Linked DNA regions of Homo sapiens: region 1 is linked to region 2. Evidence: chromatin contacts called from ENCODE Hi-C or POLR2A ChIA-PET data. All regions are on one chromosome and are shown on one strand. Each heading gives the region's core, a stretch centred on a gene start or an enhancer-like site at or near the end of the contact. The rest is flanking DNA. Distances are from core to core; before and after follow the strand shown. Region 1 holds the start of RPS6KC1 (ribosomal protein S6 kinase C1). Region 2 holds the start of LINC02773 (long intergenic non-protein coding RNA 2773).

Region 1 (3,196 bases), core at 390-2,889, 390 kb after region 2:
TGAATAATGCCCTTTACTCCCTTCTCTCCTGGCTAACTCCCATCTCTCTTCCAAGACTCAGTCTTCTATCAGAAAGCCTTAGGCGATCTTCCATCCTGAATTGATGTGCTCTTTAGTACTCCATATATACATTCACCATGGTACTTATCACAGTATATTTTGTGTCTTTATTTTTCCTACTAGATGGTACTTGAGAACAGGGACTATCTACCTTTTTTTTTTTTTTTTTTTTTTTGAGAGAAGTCTTGCTCTTGTCCCCCAGGCTGAAGTGCAATGGTGCGATCTTGGCTCACCGAAACCTCCACCTCCCGGGTTCAAACGACTCTTTTGCCTCAGCCTCCCAAGTAGCTGGGATTGCAGGCGCCTGCCACCACGCCTGGCTAATTTTTTGTATTTTTAGTAGAGACGGGGTTTCACCATGTTGGCCAGGCTGGTCTCGAACTCCTGACCTGAGGTAATCCGCCCGCCTCGGCCTCCCAAAGTGTTGGGATTACAGGCGTGAGCCACCGCGCCCGGTCGGAGAACAGGGACTATCTTTGTAACTCCAATGCCAAATTGGCATCATGTCTGGCACATAGTAGGTGGTGAATTCAGGTTTAATGAATGACTAATAGACTTAGATATATGTAGGTTGAAAAGAAGGAGCCAGTGGTGAGAAAGAGATTAAACATACAGAAAGGAGATTTGGAATGTCATTGAAACAGTGTCTTAAGGTTTGCCAAAGAGGATGGGATTCAGATCACATGTGGAGTCATTAGCTGTAAAAATGAGCAAGTGATATGTGTACGTTTCAGACTGGCATGGAAATGTGAGAAGACAAAGGAATTGGTACTAAGGGCCATAGCTGCTTCTTCCTCTTCTTTTTTCCCTGTAAAGAAGAGTGGTGGTGCGGAGAGTAGGGAGGCAAAAGGAAGAGGAACAGAGTCTTTAGGATAATGGCAAAGACTTGGCATGAATATTTTGTGGAATGAAAAGGAACCTTGATCACAAAAAGATAAAGGAACTGCCAAGCGTTGATAACAACCTCAGCTGAAATTGGAAACTGTAGTGAGTGACTCGGAGAGGTCGAGTGACATATTTCTTTCTTCTAGCCAGAGGCGGACTCCAGATTTTCGAACCTGTGGGGATTTTTAAAAGATTGATATTGGCTTGGGAGCTTTTTTGGGTTGGGGGCTTGCTGTGCAGATGTGTTACAGAAAGGCGCTCAATGGAAGGAAATTCGTCTTAGAAAGAAGTAAGGGATATGTCTCAGAGAATGAGATGTTGCTGTGGGTATTTAAAATGATAGGCTGTGAATAGGTAAGGAAAGAAGGTGCTAGGCTATGGTATCTCTCCATCCCTTCAACACTCCACTTAAGTTTGTACCACGGCGGGGCGGAGGCAGGGAGGACCACGCTCTCCCGGTGTGGCGTGGCTATACCAACTCTCATAAAATCTCATAAAAGGTGACGGAGCTAGCGTACAAGAGGTCGTCTTTAGTGGAGAGGCCTGAGGTCTCCGCAGTGACGGGGGTGGCAGCGCGACCCCTTAGTCTTCAACTACAGGCCAGTCCCAGGTGCCCCAAAGGGGCTAGAATCTAAGGAGGAGTCTCCCCTCCCCCTAGAAGCGGGAGATAGCCTGGCCCGGAAGCTTCTCTGCTGACCCGGAAGCAGAGCTGTGCAGCTGAGGCGCCGCCGTGGAGCCGCCTTGGAGCCACCGCCCCCTCGCCGCTTCGCCGCTGCGTTGGGGAACCTGGACCGCGGCGGCGCCGGGTTTCCCTCATGATCCCGGGCGGGTGGCGGCGGCGGCAGAGGCGGCGGGAGGATGACCTCTTACCGGGAGCGGAGTGCCGACCTGGCCCGTTTCTACACTGTCACCGAGCCCCAGCGACACCCGAGGGGCTACACAGTATATAAGGTCACCGCCCGGGTGAGTGCCGGTGTCGGGCTGGGGTAGAGCTTGGATTGGGACCTGAGGATCTGGGGTGGGGACCCTGATGTGAGGGTACCTGACTCTGGCTCAGAGCCGAGGGTGGGACTGGGTGCTGCTCCTACTGGCGGGACTTGGGTGTCGGAGGTTGGGATTTTTAGAGTAGTGGCTGAGTGTGATATGCCCAGGGCTTCACTGTAGTAGGTCGTGGTAGAGTCCTCTTTCTGGGGGTGGGGCAGTCAGTGGTTGATGGTTTTAAATTGATGACTCAGTTCCCATCCCGTTTGGACTTTCTCTTCTGAGTTCGCAATTTGCAGAAGTGGTTTTGCTTGCTCCAGGAAGATAATGCAGATTAAAAAGTGTTAATTTATGTATTGTTTGGCTTATGTAATATAAGTTGTTTTTTCTCTTGACCTTTATCAGGTTTGCTGTGAGAAAGACAGATTCTTGGGACAGATGTCAGTGTTAGGCCACCAACCTAGGAACTGTGGATCCGGGCTTTGTCAAACCTTTGAGTTTTTCATGTTTTTCAGTAGGAGACGTGAAAAAAATCTGCTGAGGGTGGCTTGTGTGAGCTACCATGAGGGCACATTTTAAAGTTGGGAGGCTCCTTTACATCAACTAACTGGTCCAATTTTTAGTACCCACTTTATGTTTCATTGCTTTTGCCTTGAGTTTTAAAGAGAGTCTGCATCTTCTAGGAAAGTAAGAATAAATCAAAATTAAATAAGTATATATGTATGTGACGTATGTGTGCATGAATATATGTGTATAGTAGGCATTTTATGCACATCACCCAATTTAATTCTCATTTTAATGAGGAAGAAATAGATTAAAGCAAGTTTAGTAACTTGCCCAACTTTACATTGCAAGGCAGTAGCAGATCTGTCTGGGATCTGAAACCAGTTTTGCCTAACTCCAAGTTATATAAAATGTTAATAATTAACTTTATCAATTTTTAAAGAAGAGAGGTACAGATTAAGTAACAGTAGTTCAATATACATTTGGAGGATGTAAAGCAGGCCTTCAGAATAATTTTTTTTTTTTTGAGACGGAGTTTCGCTCTTGTTGCCCAGGCTGGAGTGCAATGGCATGATCTCTGCTCACCGCAACCTCTGCCTCCTGAGTTCAAGCGATTCTCCTACCTCAGCCTCCCGAGTAGCTGGGATTACAGGCATGTGCTACCATGCCCTGATAATTTTTTGTATTTTTAGTAGAGATGGGGTTTCTGCATGTTGCTCAGGCTCATTTCGAAGTCCTGACCTCAGTTGATCCGCCTGCCTCGGCC
Region 2 (3,041 bases), core at 1-2,500:
TGCTAAGTGTTTTACATTAATAATCTCATTCAATTCCATACAAGCCTAAAGAGGTGGGAAGTATAATAATATCCCTGATTTACAGATGACAAACATGGGGTTTGGAGAGGTTAGTGGCCTGCTCCAGGTCCTCACCTGGTAAGGGAGCCCCAGGTCTGTGTAACCCACACCACTGCCCTCTCCCCTCACTACCTTGATGCCTCCCAGAAGTGAGATGCTTTTGTTCCAAGAGGGCTTCCTGTAGGCAGATGTGGGAGCAGGAGTCACTGGTGACACTGGAGCATTCTCCTGGGCTGATGGGTAGAATAGACAGCTATTTTTACTAGGTTTGCAAGACCAGCTGGATTGTTATCATCTATGAAACTAGGCAAACATCTAGCACTAGGACTGTCCCATTCTCGGGCTGGAGCTAAGAAGACATCGCTACTAGTTTGCAATATTCCCAGGGCACCTACCATCTGCTAAGCATGAGCTTCCGCAACATTGAGACCTGTTGTAACCACTGACAATGATGTCGCCTTCAAGGATGGATTAAGTTCCTACTACTTGAAGGCACTGTGCTAGAGGCTTTACAATATATTCTTCTCCTGGTGTTATTATGCCCTTTAACAGATAAAACCGTTGAGGCTCAGAGAGACGCGGGGACAACAGCTCTTACGCAACGGGGCAGGGTTCTGGCCTGCATACTCTAAGGATGATTTCTTCCATTATGCTATCGTTTGAGAAGACAGGAGGGAGTAGGGGAGAACGGTGGGGGCTCCCAGCAAAAGGACAAGACCCTCAGGGCCTGGGGTAGAACTGGAAGCCCACTCTTGACAATCAGTCCTTACCCAGGAGCACAGAGTCAGGGAAATCTGGTCCCAGCACCCATGCCCCCTTCCCCTCCTGGCTCCCTGACGCAGGAGAAAGCCCCCTGGGACTCACTGCGGGCCGGCGGGCACCTGTCACTGATGGGAAGAGCTCCTGTTTCCTTGCCTTGTGCCAAGAGGGCCCAAGGCAGACCTGCCAGCAGCCACGAGATGGCGCTGCGATCCAGGCGACTCCGGGCCCTGCAGCCACCCTCCCCGAGGCTGCCCCGCGGAGGACCCAAGCGGTCGTGGAGGACGCTCTCCCACTCCCCAGCTTCCCTCTTCCCTCCCTCCTCCTTCCTCGCCCCCTGGCCCTGCGAAGAGTGGAGGCCGCATCAGGGAGCCCTAGGCCCAAGGGCGGGCTAGGACTCCCCAGTGACTCCCAGGCAGCCCGGGGACAGCTGCTTCTCCCCTCCCCTGCCCTCCCTTCCTCTTTCCCTGGGCTCCTCCCCAGCCGGGCCAGCCAGTCCTGGGCCACTGCGCTCCCACAGCACAACTGAAGCAGGATCGCAACTCGCAGACTTAACGACTGCACAACTAAACATCAAAAATGAACTCTTCGTTAGAAGACATCCCTCTGCTTGAAAACGTAGCCGTCGAAGTTCCCTCTATGTGTCAAAAATAAGTTATGCGTAGGAGCCAGAGTCCCGTGCCTGGTGTCACCTCTCTTTCCCAAAATCCTCTCCCATCAAGAAAACCATGCATGTGCGTGGGTCCGCGCGCGCGCACTTGGAGAGGTAGAATTTTGAGTTGAAAATCTGAATCTACCATGAAAAATTGTGTGACACCAAGCAAGTGTTTTAAGACTCTTTGAGCCTCAATTTTCTCATCCATAAAGTGGAAATAATACCAGTAATCACTTCATGGGCTGTTGGAAAAATTAAATACATCTAAACCATTTACAGGTGCTTTAACACATAGTAAGTACTCAGTAAATATTATTTCTTTTCCTCTGACACTTATGGTGTGTGTCCATCATTTGGCATTCAATGCAGGCAGCCTTGCGTTTTTGGCTAATTTCTCCTATAGGACATCCCACCCCCAAGGGCCGTGTCTTGCATATCTGTATGTTCAGGAGCACCCAGCACAGACTCTCGCCTGGTGCATAGTAATTAGAGTGGGCCATAGTGACCACCAAAAACCACCGCCTCTGGCTTCAATTCTGCCTCCCTCCTGTCTTCTCTCAGGTGCTGGCTTCATGCACAACCCTGCTAGCGCAGCTACCTAGTGTCCTCTCCTCCACTTCTCTGCTTTGGGGCGGGTGGTGCCCAGCTTTCAGTGGTGAGACCTGTAGCCTTTTGCTCTCTGCTAGGCCAGGGAGCCCCTTCTGAGAGGGTAAGGGGGGCCAGGGTGGAAGGGGCATGGTTCTTGTTTTGTGTCCTGGAGAGAGTGTGCTCCATATAAAGCCTGCTTGAGCAGAGGAGAAGAAGCCGGCCCCGGCACCTTAGCCTTGACCCAGGTTCGTATGGTGTGGAGCCCTTGCTTCTGCTGTGATCGGGCCCAAAAGGTTAACAAGTCAGTTTGTAGAGGTCTGTGTCTGGGAGTTCTTTGGGGTTTTTATTTGTGTCTTTCCTGACTTTTCTATCTCTGAGAGTCAAGTCTTTCTTCCACATCTCTGTCTTGCACTGCAGTTCCCCAGTGCGCAATCATTCCATGTGTGTTGACGGACTGCAGGGCACATTGGCTCTGAAGGCTTTACCAAGCTGGCTCTCAGTCATATATATATTTTTTTAATTTTTGAGACAGGGTCTCACTCTGTTGCCCAGGCTGGAGTGCAGTGGCACAATCATGGCTCATAGCAGGCTCGAACTCTGGGGTTCAAGCGATCCTCCCACCTCAGTCTTCTGAGTAGTTGGGACTACAGGTGCCTGCCACCACACCTGGCTAATTTTTATTTTATATTTTAGAGATGGGGATCTCATCATGTTGCCTGGAGCTGATCTCAAACTCCTGTGCTCAATCAATCCTCCCTCCTAGGCCTCCCAAAGCGCTGGGATTGCAGGAGTGAGCCAACAAACCTGGCCTCAATCAGGTCTTTAACCGTCCAATTTATTCAATTCTGCCAGAGGGCCCCCTGCTGAAGCTGTTCACAGATTGCTCTGATATCATTAAAAAGCTAACCACATATGCAAATGAAGTGTTGGAGGTGTGAGGGTGGCTTGGGGTAGACAGTGCTTCTGGTTCATCTAGGAA

The links. Hi-C counts contacts between places; a loop is a spot of excess contacts on that map. ChIA-PET counts read pairs that join two places held with the same protein, here RNA polymerase II (POLR2A). Pooled maps may share reads with other maps.
Region 1: a pooled map shows a loop between it and region 2 (2.7-fold over the local background). The contact joins the promoter of RPS6KC1 here to the promoter of LINC02773 in region 2. A Hi-C loop is called at or near these places in 2 of 168 maps with a recorded cell type or tissue (GM12878 and K562) and 5 of 50 pooled maps. POLR2A ChIA-PET finds 5 or more read pairs at or near these places in 2 of 52 experiments (GM12878 and H1).

What each region holds. Positions count from the first base shown.
Region 1 is chr1:213,049,602-213,052,797 of GRCh38, forward strand. RPS6KC1 (ribosomal protein S6 kinase C1) reads left to right here and starts at 1,640. Exons shown (of 15, transcript NM_012424.6): 1 at 1,640-1,908. The coding sequence starts at 1,804. RefSeq lists a silencer at 1,769-1,868.
Region 2 is chr1:212,664,395-212,667,435 of GRCh38, forward strand. It overlaps LINC02773 (long intergenic non-protein coding RNA 2773), which reads right to left and starts at 1,251. Exons shown (of 4, transcript NR_183483.1): 1 at 925-1,251; 2 at 193-293. RefSeq lists silencers at 1,006-1,315, 2,871-3,041.